Regions from separate parts of the Homo sapiens genome. Here all the other regions are linked to region 6. A link is a contact called in ENCODE Hi-C or POLR2A ChIA-PET data. All regions are on one chromosome and are shown on one strand. Each heading gives the region's core, a stretch centred on a gene start or an enhancer-like site at or near the end of the contact. The rest is flanking DNA. Distances are from core to core; before and after follow the strand shown. Region 1 overlaps ZSWIM5 (zinc finger SWIM-type containing 5). Region 2 holds the start of LRRC41 (leucine rich repeat containing 41). Region 3 holds the start of NSUN4 (NOP2/Sun RNA methyltransferase 4). Region 4 holds the start of EIF2B3 (eukaryotic translation initiation factor 2B subunit gamma). Region 5 holds the start of RAD54L (RAD54 like). Region 6 holds the start of NASP (nuclear autoantigenic sperm protein).

Region 1 (3,885 bases), core at 866-3,365, 530 kb before region 6:
CTAAAAGGCTATCCAGCTACCATTGTTCTAGGGTTTACCCTCCCACCTTTTGAAGTTCCAGGTACAAAGAGCCTAAAAGGACACTTGGCTCACCTGGGCTGTGAATGGCACTCTGGGGAAGTGCATTGGTGATGTTGGGCAGCTCATGTCCATAGTTTCCATCCTCCAGGGGACAGACATCCAGGTCGCTCCACTTCTGCAGCTGCTGCAGCCAGCAGGATTTCTCCTCCAGTTTGCAGTGTGGATTTAAAATTATGCACACCCATAAAGCCCCTGGAAAATAAAGCAACCCATATTCTTAACATCTCTCCTTTGATGTGTGTGTAAGCCTTAATGTTTCAGTTTCATTTTTAGATGGTAGAGAAAGTTTCCAAAGCATTATCTTTTCTTAATATAAAAAACTTGCTAAGATTTTCAGAACTGGCTTGTTTTTCCTTCCCAACACTTCCTTAAAGTAGAGTGACTATCTTATTTCAATCTGTGTGCCTGTGATATAAAGACAGATTTAGGCTTGAACTCTGAGCTCAAATCTGCAGTGTAATAAATATTTATTAAGAGCCTCCTATGTTAAGGCTCTGTGCTGGTGAATAAAGCAGACACTGTTCCTACCCTTGAGGAACTGTCTAGTGAGGGAGACAGATAAATAAACATAATTCCATTTGAATATGATAAGTATTAAGATAAAGATATGTTCAGGGTATGAAAGCAGCATAGAGGAAGGGCATTTAACACAAGGACATGGTTGGAAGCGAGGAAGTCAGAAAAGGTTTTATTTTTTTGCTTAGCTGAACTTCCTGAGCTTCATCAAATCATTCAATTGTAAAACTGAGATCATAAAAATACCTACTTTGTAGGGATATTGTGAGAATTTAATGAGATAACCTTTGTAAAGGGTCTAGCATATTACCTAGCACATAGTAGAATCTTGGTATTTGCTTATCCAAGAAAAATAATTTATTTGGACTTGGATTTTCAAACTGCTGATAACTTGTGATGCCTTAAAACCATTACTTTCTTGGGATTTTTTTTTTTTTTTGAGACAAAGTCTCGCTCTTGCCCCCCAAGCTGGAGTGAGATGGGGCGATCTTGGCTCACTGCTGCAACCTCCACCTCCTGAGTTCAAGCAATTCTCCAGCCTCAGCGCCCCCCCTCGCACCCCACCCCCAACCCTAGTAGCTGGGATTACAGGCATCCGCCACCATGCCCGGCTAATTTTTGTATTTTTAGTAGAGATGAGGTTTCACCATGTCGGCTAGGTTTGTTTAGAACTCCTGACCTCAGGTGATCCACTCGCCTTGGCCTCCCAAAGTGCTGGGATTACAGGCGTGAGCCACCATGGCTGGCTGCAGTATGTCTTAATATAAACATCCTTTAGGATGTAGTTACATCCATGGATAGAAGTACATTTGGACACTATTTCAAAGCCTCTCAAAGCCAAATAGGAATGTTTTGAAAAGCCATCTTAGCCTCAATTTCAGATATTAATTGAAGATGAAAATTAATTTCTGGCTGGGTGCTGTGGCTCACACTTATAATCCCAGCACTTTGGCAGGCCAAGGAGGGCAGATCACTTGAGCTCAGGAGTTTGAGACCAGCCTGGGCAACATGGTGAAACCCTGTCTCTCCCAAAAATACAAAAAATTAGCTGGGCATGGTGGTATGCACCCAGCTGGTCCCAGCTACTCAGGAGGCTGAGGTGGGAGGATTGTTTGAGCCCAGGAGGTGGAAGTTACAGTGAGCCGAGATCACACCACTGCACTCCAGCATGGGTGATGGGAAAAAAAAAAAAGAAAAAACCCTCATTTCTATTTTTTCAATTCAATTTTTTAAATGTACCATGAAAAAGAAACTATATTATGTGTTGGGTGCAGTGGCTCACTCCTGTAATCCTAGCCCTGTGGGAGGCTGAGGTGGGCGGATCACCTGAGGTCGGGAGTTCAAGACCAGCCTGACTGCCATGGAGAAACCCCGTCTCTACTAAAAATACAAAAAATTAGCCAGGTGTGTTGGTGCATGCCTGTAATCCCAGCTACTTGGGAGGCTGTGGTAGGAGAATCGGTTGAATCTGGGAGGCGGAGGTTGCAGTGAGCTGAGATCCCGCCATTGCACTCAAGCCTGAGCAACAAGAGTGAAACTCCGTCTCAAACAAAAAAAAAAAAAAAAAGAAAAAAGGAACTGATACTTACAACAGTGACTCTTTAGGGGATTATAGTAACATTTATTTTACAGTTTAAGAAGGGCTTTTCATCTATAGTGTAGAAACAGATTTTCATATTTAATCTTCACAGGTAAAAAAGAGGACCAAAAAAAGAAGCTACTAAATCTGGCAACTTCAGAAGAACTCTGGTGACCTTAGGAATGGCAAAATCAATAGGATAATAGGAATGGAAAACAGATTAGGTGAGATGAGAGGCTTAAGAGGTAAAGAAACAGGGTGCTAATTCTAGTCCTGGAGGAGTTCCAATTTCCTAGGCATTTTGATATTAAGAAGGGGATCCTGGCCGGGTGCGGTGGCTCATTCCTGTAATCCCAGTGCTTTGGGAGGCGGAGGCAGGTGGATTGCTTGAGGTCAGGAGTTCGAGACCAGCCTGGCCAACATGGTGAAACCCCATCTCTACTAAAAATACAAAAAATTAGCCAGGCATCATAGTGTGTGCCTATAATCCCAGTTACTCAGGTGGCCAAGGCAAGAGAATCTCTTGAGTCCAGGAGGCAAAGGTTGCAGTGAGCCAAGATTGAACTACTGCACTCCAGCCTGGGCGACAGAGCGAGACTCTGTTTCAAAAAAAAAAAAAAAAAAAAAGGATCCCTAGAAAGTGAGCACAAGTACTTTCACCTATAAGTTACAAATGAGTTTTCTGTCTTATTAATTACATCCTTATAAATTTGTTTCAATACAATTACAACCCTGAGAAAGAGACAAAGCAAAAAATCCTACTAGTTGCCTGTATAAAACATCACTCACAAGACTGTTATCAGTATCCAGAAGCATATTTTCCTACAACTTAAAAAAAAGTGTTGGCTTGGTACAGTGTCTCATGCTTGTAATACCAGTGCTTGGGGAGGCTGAGGTGGAGGATCACAAAGCCAGGAGTTTGAGATCAGCCTGGGCAACATAGTGAGACCCTACCTCTACAAAAAATTAGAATTGGCTGAGTGTGATAGCCTCTGCCTGTAATCCCAGCTACTTGGGAGGCTGAGGTGGAAGTATTTCTTGATCCCAGGAGTTTGAGTTGCAGTGAGTTATGATCACACCACTGTATTCCAGCCTAGGGGACAGTGAGATCCTGTCTCAAAGTAAATCAATAAAAATAAATTTGGCCTGGGCGTGGTGGCTCATGTCTATGGTCCCAGCACTTTGGGAGGCCGAGGCAGGTGGATCACTTGAGGTCAGGAGTTTGAGACCAGCCTGGCCAACATGGTGAAACCCTGTCTCTACAAAAGTAGAAAAATTAGCCGGGCGTGGTGGTGCGCGCCTGTAGTCTCAGCTACTTGGGAGGCTGAGGCAGAAGAATTGAGTGAACCCAGGAGGCAGAGGTTGCAGTGAGCTGAGATCGCACCACTGCACTCCAGACTGGGCAACAGAGTGAGACACTTTCTCAAAAAACAACAACAAAAAATTTTAAAAGTATCAAAAACTCAAAGCAAAGGTAGCTACTATGGAAATTAAAATTTTACGTAATTATTAAATATTAAATATAATAAAATAATAGCTATCACTGATTTCTTTTCATCAGCTAGGAATTAAGGTGTTAAGCACTTTATCTCATTCAGTCCTCTAACTCTGAGGATCAACAGGTCTTGGTTTGGATGTAAAAGAAAATAGGGAATCAAGGATAACCCTTAAATTTTCTTCTTGAGCAATGATGGAGTCTCGCTCTGTCA
Region 2 (3,761 bases), core at 386-2,885, 720 kb after region 6:
TTTCCCCTCTTTCACTTGCCCCACGTCGGACCCAAGTTTCCCTCGTCAGCGGCCAGGCCGCGGCCAGCGGTCCCCAACCCACAGCCCCGCCTCCCAGCCCAACTGGCCGGTTCGCCCTCCCCGGCCGTTCATCCCGGCGCCCCAGGCCGCCCTCCATCCAGGCCCGGCCCTTTGGTCCCGGCCGCCTTCAGGCCTGGGGCCCCCGTTCACTCCCATTCAGCCCAAGGCCTCTTGGCGGCGCCGCGCCCCCTGCCACGGCAGCCCGGCAGTCCGGGATCCCCGGGCCGTCGCCCCGCTTGGGGCCTCCTTGGCCCTTCCCGCCTGTCCGTCATTCGAGCCTCCCTCGCTTGTTTAAGCCGCTCCGGGCCCCCCTCCACTCGCTCTCCGGTCCCTCCTCGCCGCTCGAGCCGATCCGAGTGGCCTCCGGCGCTCCCTGTCCTGCGGGTCGCACGGTCGCTCGGTCGCTTAGTCAGTTTGGCACCCGAGACCCCGGTTGTCGGTTCGCTCCCGTCAGCCCTGGGCCGTCAGACAGGCCGCGGCGCCCCGACCCTTTCGTTCGGCCTCTCCCCCTGCCCCATTCCCTCGCTCTCCAATCTGCTGTCCTCCCCTCCGCCCATCGGCTTGGCCTCCGGAATCTCGACCCCCGTGGCGTGTCAGGCAGATGCTGGAGCCCCGGGGCCATCAGTCAGGTTCGGTGGCCCCGGGCCTGGCCTGGCCTTGCCTTAGGCCGGGCCTCCTAACCTCGGCCCCTGCCCTAGGGCAGCCGGGCCATCGCTGCCCACCGGTTCGACATCCGAGACTCTCCTGCCCGGCCCAGCCGAGTGTCAGTTCGCGCGGCCCACAGCCGCAATCCAGCCTCAGTCGCCCGGGCCCAGCCTGCTTCGCTCCAGACCGGGCCTCCTGGCCTCGCCCCCCGCGCCCCCGAGCCAGGCCGCGGTGCGGGTCAGCCTGCCCATTTAGGTCTCCGTCTTTACTCTGTCCAGCCCTGTCAGTCACAAAATTCATTCTCCGATCCTACGAGCTGGCTTTCAGCGCCCCAGGCTGGGCCTTGCCCCGGGCCTCCCGGCCTCGCCCCCCGCGCCCCCCGGCCGCTGGGCCGCCCCTTGCTCTTAGCCAGAGGTAGCCCCTCACCCCGCGACTTACCCCACACCCCGCTCTCCAGAACCCCCATATGGGCGCTCACCGCCCGCCCGCACAGCTCGAACAGGGCGGGGGGAGCGTTGGGGCCCGAGGCCGAGCTCTTCGCTGGCGCCGCCTCCCGGGACGTGGCCTCCATGGTCGTTGCCGCCGCTACCTCACAGAACCAGCAACTCCGGGCGCGCCAGGCCTCGGGCGCCGCCATCTTGGGGAGGTGCGCGAGCCCGAGAGTGTCGCCCGCGGACCGCCATCTTGAAAAGGTCAGCAGTTAGGACGGCTCCATAAGCGATATGGGGAAGAATGTGAATTATTCTAAAGAAATTTCGAAGAAATTAGCACACTTTCCAAGTCTCTTAGGAGCTACTATTTTAGATAAACTCCTAGATCAATTATACTTGGGTGTGGTATGACTAAGGGGATGTTTCTTAGCAAAGCCTCCTCGGGTGCAAACATCAGCTACCCCTAACCTCTGCCTGCGGCTGGTAGTACATGCCAATCTGAGCATGTGTTCGCGACCACGATGAGTGTGCCGCACTTCCGGCCAGATCGCCGGATTTCCGCTGAGTGACCCTTACAAGTCCTTCTTGATCCTGAACTGGGTTAGGTGCCGCTGTTGCTGCTCGTGTTGAATCTAGAACCGTAGCCAGACATGGGACTGGAGGACGAGCAAAAGATGCTTACCGAATCCGGAGATCCTGAGGAGGTAAGGCAAGGCGATCCACTCGGCCCTCTTCTCTGCCCTGAAGCCCAGGACCTAGCCCGCCAAAACACGCACGGGGCCCTCTTAGCCCCCAGTTTACCCTCTAGGGTTTGCATAGTCGGGAGCTCTAGTTCCCTCGACCTTTCCCCAGAATTCGTCCGGTGACTTTGGACAGATAGATGACTAGTTTTTCTCTGGGCCTCGGCTTCTGCATTCTGTGAATGTAGTGAAGGTTTGAGAGCGAAAATGTTTTGTGGACTAAAGTCTTGTAAAAATATGACCTATGTTTGCAGTCAGTCAGATGTTCTGAAGCCCGCGTTTCACAGATTTGGGGAGCAAACAGACCGCCTTGCCCCAGCTCAGGTTAGGAATCCCTACCACATCTTCTATGGAGGTTCGGAAGACCTGGCCTTGTGTTCCTTTTCTTTGAGGAAGGTGTGTGTCTTTGGGGACAATGAAAGAATGTACGATGTGATTCTGTGATGGAAGAGGGAGCTCTTTCCCAGAGAAAGAGTGCTGCTATAATTATTGACTGCTTGCTATTCCAAGTGCTTTATATGCACTAATTAATTTTTTTTTTTTTTTTGAGATGGAATCTCGCTCTGTCGCCCAGGCTGGAGTGCAGTGGCGTGGTCTCGGCTCGCTGCAACCTCCGCCTCCTGGGTTCAAGCGATTCTCCTGCCTCAGCCTCCCAGGTAGCTGGGACTACAGGTGTCCGCCACCACGCCTGGCTAATTTTTGTGTTTTTAGTAGCGACGGGGGTTTCACTCTGTTGGCCAGGCTGATCTCGAACTCCTGACCTAGTGATCCGCCCACCCCGGCCTCCCAAAGTCCTGGGATTACAGGCGTGAGCCACCGCGCCCGGCCCTAATTCATTTCATCTACACACTATTCCTATGAAGTAAGTGTTGGGTACTATTAGTGCCATTTTTACAGATGAGGAAACAAGCATAGAGGTTAAATATCTTTTCTAAGGTCATGCAGCTACCAAATTGGTGCAGCCAGGAATTGCGGCCAAGCAGCGCGGTTCTAGAACCAGGACTCTTATCAATTTTGCGACACAGCTACTAGTTGTTTCTAATCTCATTTCCTGTCCGTCTGTTCTCTGGTCACTTGGGGGCAGCCATTCTGGGCTGTGGGTTCAGAATAATTGGAGACTTATTTATCCCTTAATTTTTCTAGTCTTATTATTTCTAAAAAGAAATAGAACCTGAGGCCGGGCGCAGTGGCTCACGCCTGTAATCCCAACACTTTAGGAGGACGGCCGAGGCAGACAGGTAGCATGAGTCCAGGAGTTGGACCAGCCTGGGCAACGTGGCGAAACCCCGTCTCTACAAAAAATATAAAAATTAGCCGGGCATGGTGGTGAACGCCTGTGGTCTCAACTGCTCGGGAGTTTGAGCCCAGGAAGTCCAGGCTGCAGTGAGCCGTGATCGTGTCACTGCACTCCAGCCGAGGCAACCCGAGTGAGACCCTGTCTCAAAAAAAAAAAAAAAAAAAAAAACTAAAGAAAGAAATGGAGCCTGCCTCAGAAAGGTCAGCAAGATCCACCGCTGCAATAGATGAGAAAAAGCAAGTAATTAAGCAGTCAGTTTTAAACTAGGGTATTCTGGCCGGGCGCGGTGGCTCATGCCTGTAATCCCAGCACTTTGGGAGGCCGAGGCGGGTGGATCGGGAGGCCGAGGCGGGTGGATCGGGAGGCCGAGGCGGGTGGATCAGGAGGTCAGGAGATCCAAACCATCCTGGCTAACATGGTGAAACCCCTTCTCTACTGAAAATACAAAAAATTAGCCGGGCGTGGCGGCGGGCGCCTGTAGTCCCAGCTACTCGAGAGGCTGAGGCAGAATGGCGTCAACCCGAGAGGCGAAGCTTGCAGTGAGCCAAGGTCGCGCCACTGCACTCCAGCCTGGGCGACAGAGCGAGA
Region 3 (3,749 bases), core at 704-3,203, 760 kb after region 6:
ACAGCTAACATCATATATAATGGTGAAGTACTAAATGCTTTCTTCTTAAGAATGGGAACAAGGCAAGGATGCCTACCATCACCACTTACATTCAACTGTGTACTGGAAGTCCTAGCCAGTGGAATAAAGCAAAGAAAAAAAAAAGGGATATAGATAGAAAAGAAAGAAGTTAAAGTGTCTTTATTTACAAAAGACATGACCATATGCATAGAAAACCTGAACAGATTTCCAAAAAGTTACCAAAAGTAATAATTGAGTTTAGGAAGGTCTCAGGATACAAGGTCAACAGAAAAAATCAATTATATTTTAATATACTAGAATTTTTCTTTTGAGACAGAGTCTCACTCTGTTGCCCAGCCTGGAGTGCAGTGGCATGATCTCAGCTCACTGCAACCTCTGCCTCCTGGTTTCAAGTTATTCTCCTGCCTCGGCCTCCCAAGTAGCTGGGATTACAGGCATGAGCCACCATGCCCAACTAATTTTTGTATTTTTAGTAGAGACTGGGTTTCACCACGTTGGCCTGGCTGGTCTCCAACTCCTGACCTCAGGTGATCCACCCACCTCGGCCTCCCAAGTGCTAGGATTACAGGAATGAGCCACAGTGCCGGCCAGCCTTTTTCTTGAAAAATGAACAAAGTGAGCCTGTCACTTCAAGGAAAATAACTGACAGTATTTGTTGCCAATAAGAAAATTCCAAAATTCCACATTCAAATGCCAAATAAGAAAAAGCTTTCGGCTGGGGGCAGCGTGAGCCACCGCGCCCGGCCAAGTTTTGTATTATTTTTCTTAACTATGTCTTCTCAAATTGCGGAAGCGTTAGGCCCCACAACATTTGACATCACCAGTAGGGATCCAGTGGAGAGGAGGGACATGATCAGAAACTGTGTTTTTAAATGATCATTCAACAGCCAATTATCAGGGTGGGTAGGAGTGAGGCAGGGAGATCAAAAGGCAGGGAGATTGGCTGGGATTACAGGCATTGTTACCAGAAAGGGGTCCCGATCCGGACCCCAAGAGAGGTTCATGGATCTCGCACAAGAAAGAATTCAGGGCGAGTCCGCAATGCAAAGTGAGAGCAAGTTTATTAAAGTACAAGAATAAAAGAATGGATAGTCCATAGATAGAGCAGCTCCAAGGGCTGCTTGCCCATTTTTATGGTTATTTCTTGATGGTACGCTAAACAAGGGGTGGGTTATTCACGCCTCCACTTTTTTTTTTTTTTTTTTTTTTTTTGAGACGGAGTCTCGCTTTGTCGCCCAGGCTGGAGTGCAGTGGCGCGATCTGGGCTCACTGCAAGCTCCGCCTCCCGGGTTCACGCCATCCCTCAGCTTCCCGAGTAGCTGGGACTGCAGGCGCCAGCAACCTCGCCCGGCTAATTTTTTGTATTTTTGGTAGAGACGGGGTTTCACCGTGTTAGCCAGGAGGGTCTCGATCTCCTGACCTCGTGATCTGCTCGCCTCGGCCTCCCAAAGTGCTGGGATTACAGGCGTGAGCCACCACGCCCGGCCAGGTCCCGAAACTTAAGCTTCATTTGTTTCACTGCAAATCTGCTTCTGCCTACAAGCCTGGTCTCATTTTCCTCTACCTAAGGATCTTCCTCCATGCAATTTCGGCCTAGGAGGCCCTTCCCGCCCCTTTTCGCCTAGCTAACTCTTTCGGTACTCAACCACCAACTCCTAATCCTCCCTGGTCCCCCAAGTGGGCTAGGGGCTTCTTGGGAGTCCCTCGCACTGCTCTAAGCATCCAGGCAGAGTCATTATTCCGGGTGCCAGGTTGCTCTTTTTCCAGCAGCCTTCAGGGGACTCCTGGCTGGGCGGAGTCTGTAGAGGCGCGCGGAGTCCTGGGAGAGCGTCAGATGTATTTCCTTTCCCTTTTTTCGCTCGTGTCCCGCCGGGTGGCGCTCACCACCTCCCCGGAACACGCGAGTCTCCTGTCGCGGTTCCGGTCGGAATTACCCCGTGGAGCACGCCGATATGGCTGCGCTGACACTGAGGGGTGTCCGGGAGCTGCTGAAGCGTGTGGACCTCGCGACGGTCCCGCGGAGACATCGATATAAGAAGAAATGGGTAAGGTCCGGCTGGGGGCGCAGGAGGGAAAAGTGAGGGTGGAAACTTCTCCAGTCTTTCCGTTTCCCGGCCCTCTAGAACGCCTAGCGTCTTTCCCAAGCACTCCACGGAACGTCCTTAGGCACCTCCCTCTCTCGTCTTTTCCGTCACCGCCTCTGTCCGCACTCTATGTCCCGAGCGTTAGTGTCTTCCACTTGTTACGTCTGCAGTCTCCTGACTCCGCCCAAGTTGCGTCATCACCTTCGCCTTCATTCTTTTAGTGATGTCACTGTCTCTTGTTCCCCAGCTGTGTCCACCTACCTTTCTGTCCCCCACTCCCCCTTTTACTTCCCTCCCTCCCCTCCCCCTTTCCCTTGCCCATTCTTCCCCCACATGACTTCTCCTTTCCTCATTGATTTTCCAGCCCGGTCGCCCTCACCCCTCGGAAAATACCATAGCGACCTTGCCTGCACTCCTGGGTCTCCGCCGCCTTGCAGGAAAGGATTCAGCCCCTTCCTCAACCTCGAGCTGCCTCTGGCGACCGGGCAAGGTTACAGCGACCACCCTGTCCATACTGCCGGCCCAAACCCTGGCAAAAGGTGCAACGAATCCTCTCATCCTCTGGACTCTCCTTGCTTCTCCAGAGACCCTTTTTCTTGCCTCACTGGAAGCCCTGGAATTTCTTCTATGACCGGCACGCCCCCCTGCCCACCCCAGCCGATTCCCTCGCCACCTCCACCATCTCTTCCACCCCCACAACCTTCCTCGCACTCAGGGAGATGGTCTTTTGAGTCCTCTTCCCCACTCCTGGAAAGGACCTACTGCCGCTAGCCCTGCCACTCGGGTTCCCCACTCTCCAGCCCTTATTTTGAGCAGTTCAGCATTCCGGGGTCACCCCCTCTCTGTCAGCGGACACCTTATTGCAGCTGGATGAGTCCCTCCAGAATGCGGCGTCCCTGTCTTCAAGGCACGTACTGTGACCAGCACACTAATCTCTGTTACTCTAGCGGATGGCCTTCAGCTTTTGGAACCAGCCCGGCAACCTCCTTTCCCCTTGCTCATCAGTCCCCGGGAACGAGCCCAGTGACCTCCCCTCAGCTCACTCATGTACCCTTGGAAACTGGACCCATGATTTCGCCTCCTCCTACACATAGGACCCCGGGAACTTGCCTCACGATTTCACCTCCTCTTGCTCGCCGGCCGGTGGAAACTAGTCCTATGGCCTCCCCAACCCTTTCTCACAGAGTTTTGGAAACTGGGCTGATGATCTCTCTGCCCTCTCACTGGTTCTCAGGGAGAAGTTATAATGACCCCCTTCTCTCCCCAGCATCTTCCCCACCTACTGGCAGCTTTTACCATGGCAGCCTTAAGCCTCTAGACTCTTGTGAACCCAAACCACAGCTTGACCTGCCCCTTGAGAAAAATTGTTGTGGCTTCCCACTCTCTTCTCAGGCAGGCATGCCTGGCTCTCCCAGCTCACCTCAGGAGGGCTCTTATCATTACTCCCATCTTTCCTCAGAGGCCTACATACCTACCCCTGGGAGTCCTTGCTATGCCATCTGCCTGTGCCCCGGGAGTACTGATTCTCCTTGCTCACCCCAGTCCCAGGCTCCCAGGAAGGCTTGCATTGAGTCCCTTCTCTCCTGGGAGGCAACTGGGAACTCTTACCTCATCCTAACCCCGGACACCACAACTTCTGGTCCC
Region 4 (3,950 bases), core at 945-3,444, 600 kb before region 6:
CCTGAGCCTGGGAGGTTAAGGCTGCACACCACTGCACTCCAGCCTGGGCAACAGAGTGAGACCCTGTCCCAAAAAAAAAAAGTCAAAAGATGAGTTTGAGTCATGATTCTGACACTCATAGGTGTGATCAGGGGCCTGACATTTAAAACTCTCAGTGTCCTCAGCTTCTAGAAGGAAGCCTGGTGGTTAGGTTCACAGACCATAGAGCTAGAATGCCTAGGTTTGAATTCTAGCTCTACTATTTATTATTAGCTGTGTGAACTAGGGCAAACTACGTAAATTTTCTATGCCTCAATTTTTGCATTTTATGATGGGGATAATTATAGTTTCACTTCACAGAGTTGTTGTTAAGATTAAATTTGTTATTCTACGTAAAGCAGACAAAATAATGTCCATCTTTTTTTTTTTTTTTTTTTTGAGACGGAGTCTCGCTCTGTCGCCCAGGCCGGACTGCGGACTGCAGTGGCGCAATCTCGGCTCACTGCAAGCTCCGCTTCCCGGGTTCACGCCATTCTCCTGCCTCAGCCTCCCGAGTAGCTGGGACTACAGGCACCCGCCACCGCGCCCGGCTAATTTTTTGTATTTTTAGTAGAGACGGGGTTTCACCTTGTTAGCCAGGATGGTCTCGATCTCCTGACCTCATGATCCACCCGCCTCGGCCTCCCAAAGTGCTGGGATTACAGGCGTGAGCCACCGCGCCCGGCCAATAATGTCCATCTTATGAGAAGCACTATATTTGTATTTGCTTTACTAGACAGAGACTAGATTATGGAAAACCTTCGTACTAATTGAGCCATGCTGCTTCATAATTCTGGTCTCTGCACTGCTACTGTTGCTTCCTAGTCTGCCTTTCTCTTGTGTCTAGTAATCACCTATTAAACTTTGAAGACAGCTCAAGAATCCTCTTGCCTACAAAGCCATTCCTAACCGTTCCCACCCCTCCAGAAGTGACTCCTTTTCCCGAAGTGCTTCCATTCTGCCATGTGCAGATTCTCTTAGCCTTTACGGGTTTCATTGCACGTATGTGTTTAAATGTCTACTTAAGTGTAACATTAATGTCTCTTAAATGTCTACATAAGAGTGTAAGAGTGACTTTCTTGGACTGTGTGTGCATCATCACTGTATTCCCAGTCAGATGCCAGAAATCAAAGTGGAATGAGGACCTGTGAACTTCACAACTGTATAAGAGTCAAACTCAAACATGTGCATAAGGGCATTAGAACCCAGGTCACTAGGAACTGAGGTTCCAGCTCTCAAGGAGGCCCTGGGTGAAGAAAGGCAACCTAGGAAGCATGAATAGTAATCATGAACATAACTAATCATGCTACCAGGCAGACTGTCAAATGCTCATGTCACTGCCACGACTATGGCTGACGGGAATCATGGCAACGAGTCTCGCTGCCTCCCAAGCTTTGGAGAGGGTGTTCACCGCATCTCAGACTTGCCTGCATCATAGCACTCATGCCTTTTCCAGTTGTAAATAGATAAGAAAACTGTATCAGAATTGGTCTGTCATTCCACGTGTGCTGCCTGAAGGCAGAGACCTCACTGCTCCTCCCTATATTTCACTGCCCTGCATCCAAACAACTAAAGGCAGGCTGAACAAATGAATGAAGGGCTGAGGCTGAAAGAGTGCAGGCACAGTGCTAAAGGCGTCTGGTACCGGTCTGGTGCTCGCTCACTCGCTGTGACTTTAAGCAGAACCCTCCCCGAAACTTCGTTTCTTTCTTTTCTTTTCTTTTTTTTTTTTTTTTTGAAACGGAGAGTCTCACTATGTTGCCCAGGCTGGAGTGCAGTGGCGCGAATTAGGCTCACTGCAACCTCCACCTCCTGGGTTCAAACGATTCTCCTGCCTCAGACTCTCGAGTAGCTGAGATTAGAAACTTAGTTCCTCCATCTGTTGCATAAGGTGGTTGGCTCGGATTCTCATCCCCAACCTCCCTTCTACTTCGGACACAGCTACACCGGGTCGAGCAGGGAGTCGAGCTGACAACTTCGGGGCTCAGCACCCTCTCCTACCCCTTCGGGTCCACCTCGGCCCAGTTCGACATGCCCGCCTCCCTCAGATGAGTGGCCCCACCGCACTGCTCACCCGGGTCAGCCAGCTTGTGTGCGGCCTGGCAGGGCAGAAGTCACAGCTATAACTCAGCTCCCGGCACGCCGCAACCGCTCCCAGCGATCTCCACGCCGCCTCTGACTGACAGCCCAATGGCGCAGGCGCGCGATGGCCGAGAAACTCGATGGAACGCGCAGAGCAGACCCATGGAGAAGAGAAGACCGCCGAGCGATGGATGACGGAGGGGAAGCACACTCAGCGGAGAGGAGGGAAGGCGGGCCGGAGGGGGCGGGGCCACCGAGGAGCATTCGACACGTGTGTCCCTCTGTCCATTAACACATTACCAACGCCTTTTGAGTATTCCTCCCAGTGCAGGGTGCCGGGAACCCAGACGGAACAACTCAGCCTCTTTCCTCAGGGAGTAAGTCTAAGACCTGGCTTCGAGTACATTCGGTGAAAGAAAGCTCATTGGGAGCCGCAATTTTGGCTAGCTAGTGAAAAAAATCACCGAATGCCCCTGCAGGGGTTGCCAGGACTTCCTATTTGTTTTTGTTGTTGTTGTTGTTGTTGTTTGTTTTTTGTTTTTTTTGAGACGGAGTCTCGCTCTGCGTCGCCCAGGCTGGAGTGCAGTGGCGCGATCTCGGCTCACTGCAAGCTCGGCCTCCCGGGTTCACGCCATTTTCCTCCCTCAGCCTCCCGAGGAGCTGGGACTACAGGCGCCTGCCACCATGCCCGGCTAATTTTTTTGTATTTTTAGTAGAGACGGGGGTTTCACTGTGTTAGCCAGGATGGTCTCGATCTCCTGACCTCGTGATCCGCCCGCCTCGGCCTCCCAAAGTGCTGGGATTACAGGCGTGAGCCACCGCGCCCGGCCCGGGACTTCCTATTTGTAACAGGGCCACTCACGTTAACTTTAGCCATCAAAACTGGGGGCGGCTGGGCATGGTGGCTCATGCCTGTAATCTCCGCAATTTGGGAAGCCGAGGTGGGAGGATTGCTTGAAACCGGGCGTTCAAGACCAGCCTGTGCGAGAGAGCCTCCAGTCTCTACAAAAGTAAAAATTAGCTGGGCATGGTAGTGTGTGCCTGTAGTCCCAGCTGCTCAGGAGGCTGAAACGGGAGGATCGCTTGAGCCCAGGAGTTCGAGGCTGCAGTGAGCTATGATCGGGCCACTGCACTCCTCCTGCCTAGACGACAGAGTGAGACCCTGTTTTTTTTTTTTAATTTAGTTTTTATTTCATAATCATAAACTTAACTCAGCAATCCAGTTAGGCATGGAAAGGAACAAGGAAAACATGGAACCCAAAGGGAACTGCAGCAAGAGCACAAAGATAAGATACTGCGAGCAGGCCGGGCGTGGTGGCTCACGTCTGTAATCCTAGCACTTTGGGAGGCCGAGGCAGGCAGATTGCCTGAGCTCAGGAGTTCAAGATCAGCCTGGGCAACATGGTGAAACCCCGTCTCTACTAAAATACAAAAAAAAAAAAAAAAAGAAAGAAAGAAAGAAAGAAAAAATTAGCCAGGCATGGCGGCGTGCGCCTGTAGTCCCAGCTACTCGGGAGGCTGAGGAAAGAGAATTGCTTGAACCCGGGAAGTGGAGGTTGCAGTGAGCCGAGATCGTGCCACTGCACTTCAGCCTGGGAGAGGGCGACAGGGTGAGACAGCGTCTCAAAAAAAAAAAAAAAAAAAAATACTGCAAGCAAATGGGGTGAAGGGGTGCTCTTCTGAGCTACAAAAGGAATGGTCTGGTGGTTAAGATAAAACAAAAGCCAAACTTGTTAGAGTTGTCCACAGTCAGCAATGGTGATCTTCTTGCTGGTCTTGCCATTCTCGGACCCAAAGTGCCCCATGGCCTCCACAATATTCATGCCTTCTTTCACCTTGCCAAAGACCAC
Region 5 (4,124 bases), core at 1,365-3,864, 660 kb after region 6:
TTTGCTGGGTTTCTTGTTACCCCTACACATGTATACGTAAGCAGTCAACCAAGGAATTGGGAGGACTTGTCTTACCCAAATGTTGGGGCTCACCCCCTCTGCAATACTCTCCTTTTTAGGATTTCTCCTGTAACTTTTTGGTTGCTCTGCCTGCCTCAAACTCTGTTCCCTGACCTGCCTCAAACTCTGTTTCCTGACACCTCAAGGTAGTAAAGCTGTGTCTTCCCACCAGAGTTCCCACACAGGTAGTAACTCTGTGTCACCCAAGAGTTCCTTGCAGATTGGGGAATGCCCTAAGTAAGAGGCCACAGCTTTTCTAATCTCACCAGTTGCAGTTGTTCTTTAAGGGTAGGTAGACTTCCTTCTGGAGCCTGCTTAAATTTGGCCACTGTCCAGTGCCCTGGAATAATTGGTTTTTCAAAATATTTTTTTCCCTAGAGTTTGTAATTGTTATTTGTGGGAGGGTTAATCTGACTACATTTATTTGCTATTACTGGAAACTAGAACCAGAAATATTTATTTATTATTTTTGAAATGGAGTCTCGCTCTGTCGTTCCGGCTGGAGTGCAGTGGTGCGATCTCGGCTCACTGCAACCTCCCCTCCTGAGTTCAAGCGACTCTCCTGCCTCAGCCTCATGAGTAGCTGGGATTACAGGCGCCTGCCACCACGCCCGTCTAATTTTTGTGCTTTTAGTAGAGACGGGGTTTCACCATGTTGGCCAGGCTGTTCTCGAACTCCTGACCTAAAGTGATCCGCTGGCCACAGCCTCCCAACCGATTAATACTTAATTAAAACGATATTTCTCTCCAGAATTCTTTTTTTTTTTTTTTGGGACGGAGTCTCGCTCTATCGCCCAGGCTGGAGTGCAGTGGCACGATCTTAGCTCACTGCAAGCTCCGCCTCCCGGGTTCACGCCATTCTCCTGCCTCAGCCTCCCGAGTAGCTGGGACTACAGGCGCCCGCCAACGCTCCCGGCTAATTTTTTGTATTTTTAGTAGAGACGGGGTTTCACGTGTTAGCCAGGATGGTCTCGATCTCCTGACCTTGTGATCCGCCCGTCTCGGCCTCCCAAAGTGCTGGGATTACAGGCGTAAGCCACCGCGCCCGGCCCAGAATTCTTTGTTTTGAGATAGGGTCTTGCTCTGTCGTCCAGGTTGGAGTGCAGTGGCGCGATCTTGGCTCACTGCAGCTTGACCTTCCAGGCTCAAGCGATGCTTCCAAGCTCAGCGTCTGCAATAGCTAGGACTACAGCTGTGCACCACCATGCCTGGCTAATTTTTTTGTAGATATGGGGTTTCTCCGTGTTGCCCAGGCTGATCTGGAAGTCCTGGGCTCAAGCAATCCTCCTGCCTCGGCCTCCCAAAGTGCTGGAATTACAGGTGTGAGCCACCATGCCTGACCTCAGAATTCTTGATAACCCTGTGAGGATGGCTTAAGCTATACTCAGGTGTGTGACCTTGTACAAGTTACTAGCCTATCTAGGCCTGTTTCCTCACTTACAAAATGGGGACAAAAATAAACCTACCTCATAGTCATGAGCATTACATGAACTGTTATATCTTAGAAGCTCAGAAATGCCTGGTGGTAAATGCTATAAATACACCCTTATCATTATTAGTGAGTACCTAGGTTGTGCATGCCACTGTTGGGTGCTTTACGCACATTAATTTACTTGTCAGAATAGCCATGGGGGGGAGGTACTATTATAATGCCACTTTAGATATGAAGAAACTGACGTTTTGAGAGATTGGATGATTAAATCTCTGACTCCAAACACAACGCTTCCTCCAACGCGGTTTGGCCTTGGAGAGGAAGGCAGCTTCTTTCAAGACACCCCTGAGCGAGAAAGTCGCGTCATCCGGGGGCTCCCATTGCCCGAGCCCGCCACGTGGCAGTCTGGGCCGAATGCCTCTCCCCACTTTCTGGGTGGGCGAGGCCTGACTCCAACCCCGGCCCTCCGCTCTAGACCTGGTACCACTGTAGATTCAATCCAAACTCCCAGAAATGTGCCGCCTTTCATAATCCCCAGCTGTCCACTACAGGTGGTAACTCCCCTGCTGCTCAATGTGGCGTAAATCTTCCCTTCCATAGCTGCGGGACCACAGCTCACCGACCTGGGACAAACACCCGAGACGGGCCGAATTCCAGCTCGCAGGTAGTAATTCCGCCCCTCCCCTCCCCGCTCCGTCGCGTCCAGTCCAGCTCTTCTAGCCCTGCCCCGCTCCTCTAGCCCAACCGCTCCCCACTGTTGGCCCCGCCCCTCCCCGCCCCGTCCAGCTCTTCTCGCCCCGCCCCGCTCTTCTCGCCCAACTGCTCCTCGCTGTTGGCCCCGCCCCTCCCCCGCCACCCCCGCCCCCGCCCCGCCCCTCTCTTCTCGCCCAACCGCCCACCTCTGTTGGCCCCGCCCTCCCATCTAAGTCACGCCTCCTAGTAGGTCAATTTAGCTTCTCCAGCTCCAGAGCCCAGACTCCTCATTGGGCGCAGCACTATTCCCGCCTCTTCCTTGGGTCGCGAGCGCCGAACTCATCGAACGCAGCCAATGGGTGATACGACGGCAGCGCGGCGGGAGGTTCGATTGACCCGGTCTTGGCGGGTCGGTGAGTCTTGGCGGCTGTTAACGCGCGCTTTGGGAACAGGAAGGTTGAGAGAGAGGTGCTGGGGTCTGCGTCTATCTCTGTCGCTCTTTTCAGCCCCTCCTGGTATTCCCCTCCTAACCTGGGTTTTTTACACGCCCGCGTGGCTTCCTGCTCGACCTCCCTGAGTCTGATCCTGGTTTCCACCTCCAGCCCTGGGAAATTTCCTTTCTCCAGACTCGCCCTCCCCACCCGGGCCTCGGACTTTCACCCCAGCTTCTCTCTCCTGGCCAGTGATTACCCACCCCCAATCCCACCCCGCCCCGCCGCGCAACTACCTCCTCCCTTCACCCGGACTGGGACCATCATCCCCACTCCACTCCGCCCAGTCTGGGACTCCACCTGCCTCCTCCCCAATCCCACACTAATCTCTGCTTGGTCTCTTCCTCTTTGGCCTAATCTCTCGTCTCGGCTTATTGGGGACGGCCACTCTCACAGTTTGGTTCCAAACACCAGTTCCTGGATGGATTCCCGCCATCCATGCCCCCTCTTTAATTAGCCGGTCCTCTCAATAATGTAGCAGCCCCCTCTACAGATTAGACCCTGGTCCTACACTCTTAGCCGCTGCCTGCTTTTGACCTTTGGCTCATGGGTACTTGACGTTTTAAACTCCTAGGCCCAGGATGGTAAGTGTGGGCCTAGGGGAGACTGGGAATAGCCCTGGGTCAGGGTCTAGTAGGCCTAGGCTGCAGGATCCTTGCAGGCACTGTTTCTGTTCTCCCTTTACAGAGGAGGAGCTTGGCTCCCAGCCAGCTGGCCAAGAGAAAACCTGAAGGCAGGTCCTGTGATGATGAAGACTGGCAACCTGGCCTAGTGGTGAGCACTCAAGGGGACAGGGAAGGTGGGTAGAGCTGTTTGGACAGAAAAGAAGCCAGGATTTGGTTTCTAGGGTTACATAGCCAATTCCAGATGCCTCTTTTGTATGTTCAATAAACTTTTAGTGAGTACTTACTATGTGCCAGGCATTGAACAAGATTAGTAAAATCTTTATCCTCAGGGTAGTCACTAGAAGCTAATATAGCCTCAGTTTTCCTGGTGGGAAAAGATAAGCAAAAGAGCCAGTTGGATTGGACCTTTTGACTCTGCTTGGAAAAAAGGGCTACACAACAGCAATTAGCAGCTGGCTCTTTTGCTCTTTGTCCCCTGCCCAGTGTCACAGAACAGTAGAGTGTTCTGGGCCTACCTTGGAGTCCTGGGCTCACTTGGGCCTAGATCTGACAGGTTGTGTCCTTCCAGTCCTTGCTCATACTCAAGTACAGTATATTCTACTTTAGGTTGGGCCCTGGGCTCTGCTTCCTGTTTTGGAGGCTTGTTGGGGCTGGCTGTGGGCAGGACCTATGTAAACCAAAATAAATAGGACAGTGCAGCATGGACTTCAGAGAATAAGAGCAGTTCAAGAAGTGGGGGCTTGGCCACTGGAACTTTGAAGGAAGGGATCAGCTACGCAAGGACTAGAAGGCACTTTTTGGCAGGAGCAGTGTGTGAATAAG
Region 6 (3,824 bases), core at 797-3,296:
AGTACAAAGTCTTGTACCTCAAAGTTGCTCAGTGAATATTAATTTAATGGATGAATCGGTCACACCAGTAATTGCAGAGGTTTTCTCAGGCCCTAGCCCTGGCTGCAAGGACTTTGGAGAGATCTCCCCTCCCAACACCCTCCATTTACCACATCATCAGACTGTGGTAGCCATTCAATGAGTGCTTAGCGTGAATTCTACACAGTGCTAATTACCTGTAATTCTCACAATGTCCTTAAGCGGTGGCTACTAATATGTCTTCATTTTACACTTAACCTTAATCCCAGCTACTCGATTACAATCCGGGTTACGTGACCTGGCTCACGTCACCTAGCTAATAATGGAAGAGCCCATGTATGTTTGCCATAGGAATTGGCATTTTCACGTCCAGCTCTCTAGCCCCAAAGATTTCAACCTCTTCGAGCCTTGACAGATTGGAATAAGAATCCTCTCCAGGAATCTTTCCCAATATGCTGGAACCTAAAGGGAAATAAAAACCCCTACTCCGATCAGCGTAGACTGGGCCATGGTGAAAAGGAATGGATGATACTCCAGGTGTGAGGAATTGCAGCTTTTTAGCCTGCCAGTTATTTTTCACTCAGCCATTTGCAGGAAATGAGGCACACTGCTTTCCATAACTGATTTGTCTTGCAACTTTCTGAACAAGTCACAGCTTCCCCTTTTTTTTTTTTTTGAGACGGAGTCTCGCTCTGTTGCCCAGGCTGCAGTGCAGTGGCGAGATCTCGGCTCACTGCAACCTTTGCCTCCCGGGTTCAAGTGATTCTCCTGCCTTAGCCTCCCGAGTAGCTGGGATTACAGGAGCCTGCCACCACACCTGGCTAATTTTCGTATTTTTAGTAGAGACGGGGTTTCACCATGTTGGCCAGGTTGGAACCTTGGCCTATTTATTTATTTATTTTTGAGACGGAGTTTCGCTCTGTTGCCCAGGCTGGAGTGCAGTGGCGAGCTCTCGGCTCACTGCAACCTCTGCCTTCCGGGTTCTAGTATTCTCCTACCTCAGCCTCCCGAGTAGCTGGGATTACAGGCGCCCGCCACCACGCCCGGCTAATTTTTGTATTTTTTAGTAGAGACGGGGGGGTCTCACCATCTTGGCCAGGCTGGTCTTGAACTCCTGACCTCGTGATCCACCAGCCTAGGCCTCCCAAAGTGCTGGGATTACAGGCGTGAGCCACCGCGTCCGGCCCCTTGGTTTATTTTTCTAAGAAACAGACTAACACTGATCTCACTAGTAGCATTGTTAATATTAAACAAGATAGCTAATAGCTTTAAAGCGTCTAATCACGGTACCCCCACGAGTAGTAGTCACACAGCAAATCATAGGCAGGAGTGGACAAACAGCGCTGGGAGCATTAATTCTGGTAGATTTGGAGTCTGGGCAGGGCCTAAGAGGATGGGATCAGCGGATTGGGCCAGCCAAAGGGGGCGGGTTCAGAGGGAGGAGCCAGCTGCCTCCCGCTGCAAGCCCCGAGCTTTGAATCAAGCGCGGTAGTTTCAGCTGTAGCCAATCCTAGAACAAAATCTTTTTGCGTCAGTTGTTGCTGAGGCCTAGATCTCACCCAGATCAGTTCTAGTCGCTGCTGCTTGTACCCGTCCTCGGCCCTTGCGTGTCCGTCCGTTACGACTCAGAGGACGGAGAGAAAGTCTAAGTCACCTTCCTCAGTATCCAGGCCGGAAGGAGACTCTCAGCTACTCGCCCTGAACATGCAGAGCAGCACTGGCTTCCCTGTCTCTGGATGCCGCAGGGGCGTCCTGTCAGGAGTTGTAGTGTCAAGATTCCAGTTCTTCTTATGCGACTTGCTGGAGAAGCAGGAAGTTGCTGTTTATTGGAGAAGTCGGGCTAGGGAGGGAAACAATCCCGCGGAGCCATATGGAGAGGGCAGGAGGTGTCTAGATAGTGGTAGGCCGGCGGGGGACGGAGGGTATGGGTGGTGAGTCCTGGCCCTTTAAACCCGAGGGGGAGGATCCGGAAGTGGATGGGCGGGGCGAAGGGTCCTCGTATATAAAAGGGCCCCGGCCGCGCGGGGTCTCTAATCTGCCATTTTCTGTCCCTGAGTGAGTCTCTGGCGTCCCAAATTGCCTGTTTTTCTCGCAGGCTCTATTCCGTTCGCTGGTTCGCCACCTCAGGGGAACGATGGCCATGGAGTCCACAGCCACTGCCGCCGTCGCCGCGGAGCTGGTTTCTGCCGACAAGTAAGCGGGACTGTGGAAAGCTTAAGGCACTGGCCAGTCCGCGGGGAGGGCTAATGGACGGGGGCTCCGGAGAAGGGGCAGACCGGTGGGCGGGAGTACTTGCCTTCCCAAGAGCAGCTGTCGCTGTTCGGGAAGGCCTGGTCACTGGAGCAGTCCTTCTTTTGCTGAGAGCCTCGCGCAGCAGCGGTAACGGCGGTCGGCTGGCGCCCCCTGCCCCGCTTTTCGCGGCCGCCATCTTGCCGGGGGCAGCGGCGGCTGTATCCTTCGCCTGCCCCTCTCCTTCCTCCCCCAGCCCGGGGCGGTTGGCCGGGAGGCGGGGCCCTGGCGCGCGGGTTGGCCTTCACGCCCCTTCTGTCCCCAGCGTGTGCCTCTGGTAGAACCCCTGGATAACCCGGGAATATAACCAACGAAGATTTGGCGCCAAAAGGGAAAAAAAACCTTGCACGAGGAAGGAGGCTGGACCTGAGGGGTCGGGGTGGGCGGGGCCTTGCTGAGGGCGGGGTTTTGCGCGCGTGCGTTCGCTTCCCTCGCCGGCCCTGGGGCAGGGGGCGGGGCCTTGAGGAGGCGGGAAAACTCCATTGTTTGGGGCCGCTGCGGCTCCAGCAGGAGCTTTGGACTATCTCCGTGGGGCCGGCGAGGCTAGTTCCCCCCGACACCTCGCTCACGTCTTGTGCTGGGAGATAGTTATCGCTCCCCGCGACTCCGTGAGCCCCTGCCTGTGGTGGGGAGGATTGTCGTTCTTTAGACTTTGGAGGTGGTGTCTGTTTGGGGGGAACATTACCGGACGTAAAGCGTCTTCAGGAAGCGCTGTCTGGAGCTCTCACCAGCACTGTTTGGTTGCTAGGTGAATCGGCAGTAGTATGCACGAAGTGGAGAAGGACTGGAGGGAAACAAGATAGGATTGTTTTGAAAGCGGCACAGTGCCACTCAGGCGTAATCTGTTTTTTGAACAGTGGAGGGAAACACTACACGAGTTCAAGGAAACAAGTGCTGTTTCCCATACAGTAGGTCTGATTTCCCAATCTTGCCATATTTTTTTAGGCATCTGGTTCTATTTTTTTTTCTAATCTTGTGCGCTTTAGAGGTTAGTTGCCTTCCCTGTAAAAGGAATGGTTGCTGTGAAGTTTTTTAAATTGATATTCTATAGGCTTACACTCTGTCATGATTATGTCTTTGTTTGTTTATAGTTAGAGATTTACGTATATCTCTGCTTACCACCTTTTCTCTCTGCGTTCTTGTAGAGCAGTGGTTCTCAAGTCACCCTGAGAATCATTTGGGAACTCATGGGAAATACAATTTTAATTTCAAACTCCCATTACCTGCCTCTTTCCCCATTGATTCGATATAAGCAGTATAGATTGGGCTTGGGAGTCGTGCTATAGCTATTATAAAAAGAGCTGCTTTTTATAATGTTTCCTAGACAGCTCTAGCAGTCAGTATTTCACTGACAGCTGTGTGTTTTTGTTTTGTTTTTGCAGACAGGGTCTGGATCTCACATCCAGACTGGAGTGTAGTGTTGTGATCATAGCTCACTGCAACCTCGAACTCCTGGGCACAACTGATCTTCCCTAGTAGCTTGGGACTACAGGTGTGCCACTACACCTGGCCAATTT

The links. A loop is a pair of places that touch in the nucleus more often than their neighbours do. ChIA-PET counts read pairs that join two places held with the same protein, here RNA polymerase II (POLR2A). Pooled maps may share reads with other maps.
Region 1: a pooled map shows a loop between it and region 6 (4-fold over the local background). The contact joins the enhancer-like site here to the promoter of NASP in region 6. A Hi-C loop is called at or near these places in 2 of 50 pooled maps. POLR2A ChIA-PET finds 5 or more read pairs at or near these places in 2 of 52 experiments (OCI-LY7 and activated T-cell).
Region 2: a map of CD4-positive, alpha-beta memory T cell shows a loop between it and region 6 (8-fold over the local background). The contact joins the promoter of LRRC41 here to the promoter of NASP in region 6. A Hi-C loop is called at or near these places in 1 of 168 maps with a recorded cell type or tissue (CD4-positive, alpha-beta memory T cell), 5 of 37 single-sample maps with no recorded cell type and 12 of 50 pooled maps. POLR2A ChIA-PET finds 5 or more read pairs at or near these places in 3 of 52 experiments (B cell, OCI-LY7 and activated T-cell).
Region 3: a loop to region 6 is called in a pooled map, with 29 times the contacts of the local background. The contact joins the promoter of NSUN4 here to the promoter of NASP in region 6. A Hi-C loop is called at or near these places in 6 of 37 single-sample maps with no recorded cell type and 12 of 50 pooled maps.
Region 4: a loop to region 6 is called in a map of B cell, with 25 times the contacts of the local background. The contact joins the promoter of EIF2B3 here to the promoter of NASP in region 6. A Hi-C loop is called at or near these places in 4 of 168 maps with a recorded cell type or tissue (B cell, CD8-positive, alpha-beta T cell and naive thymus-derived CD4-positive, alpha-beta T cell), 2 of 37 single-sample maps with no recorded cell type and 11 of 50 pooled maps. POLR2A ChIA-PET finds 5 or more read pairs at or near these places in 3 of 52 experiments (H1, PC-9 and T-cell).
Region 5: a map of CD4-positive, alpha-beta T cell shows a loop between it and region 6 (26-fold over the local background). The contact joins the promoter of RAD54L here to the promoter of NASP in region 6. A Hi-C loop is called at or near these places in 3 of 168 maps with a recorded cell type or tissue (CD4-positive, alpha-beta T cell and naive thymus-derived CD4-positive, alpha-beta T cell), 8 of 37 single-sample maps with no recorded cell type and 14 of 50 pooled maps. POLR2A ChIA-PET finds 5 or more read pairs at or near these places in 9 of 52 experiments (Caco-2, GM10248, HCT116 and 5 more).

Annotation. Positions count from the first base shown.
Region 1 is chr1:45,050,981-45,054,865 of GRCh38, forward strand. It overlaps ZSWIM5 (zinc finger SWIM-type containing 5), which reads right to left. Exons shown (of 14, transcript NM_020883.2): 5 at 94-273. Among named protein-coding and RNA genes, the nearest start is that of UROD, 41 kb to the left of the region's middle. Within about 2 kb of position 2,116, at least 3 of the 41 ENCODE cell types and tissues checked have a DNase peak (open chromatin) inside an H3K27ac peak, as active enhancers do; they include OCI-LY7, where a contact is called at or near this core.
Region 2 is chr1:46,301,981-46,305,741 of GRCh38, forward strand. LRRC41 (leucine rich repeat containing 41) reads right to left here and starts at 1,636. Exons shown (of 10, transcript NM_006369.5): 1 at 1,144-1,636. The coding sequence starts at 1,342. UQCRH (ubiquinol-cytochrome c reductase hinge protein) reads left to right here and starts at 1,718. Exons shown (of 4, transcript NM_006004.4): 1 at 1,718-1,840. The coding sequence starts at 1,787. RefSeq lists enhancers at 1-141, 1,172-1,571, 1,307-1,890, 1,891-2,472 and silencers at 1-391, 422-491, 842-991, 1,022-1,071, 1,122-1,181.
Region 3 is chr1:46,338,854-46,342,602 of GRCh38, forward strand. NSUN4 (NOP2/Sun RNA methyltransferase 4) reads left to right here and starts at 1,954. Exons shown (of 6, transcript NM_199044.4): 1 at 1,954-2,066. The coding sequence starts at 1,974. RefSeq lists enhancers at 355-1,154, 1,815-2,024, 3,152-3,241.
Region 4 is chr1:44,984,401-44,988,350 of GRCh38, forward strand. It overlaps EIF2B3 (eukaryotic translation initiation factor 2B subunit gamma), which reads right to left and starts at 2,195. Exons shown (of 12, transcript NM_020365.5): 1 at 2,093-2,195. It also overlaps the pseudogene PPIAP35. RefSeq lists enhancers at 1,969-2,238, 2,197-2,778, 2,489-2,538 and a silencer at 2,329-2,418.
Region 5 is chr1:46,245,149-46,249,272 of GRCh38, forward strand. RAD54L (RAD54 like) reads left to right here and starts at 2,615. Exons shown (of 18, transcript NM_003579.4): 1 at 2,615-3,260; 2 at 3,364-3,450. The coding sequence starts at 3,258. RefSeq lists a silencer at 2,176-2,435.
Region 6 is chr1:45,581,995-45,585,818 of GRCh38, forward strand. It overlaps NASP (nuclear autoantigenic sperm protein), which reads left to right and starts at 2,047. Exons shown (of 15, transcript NM_002482.4): 1 at 2,047-2,211. The coding sequence starts at 2,153. RefSeq lists enhancers at 663-712, 1,123-1,182, 1,633-1,942 and silencers at 1,473-1,532, 2,443-2,742.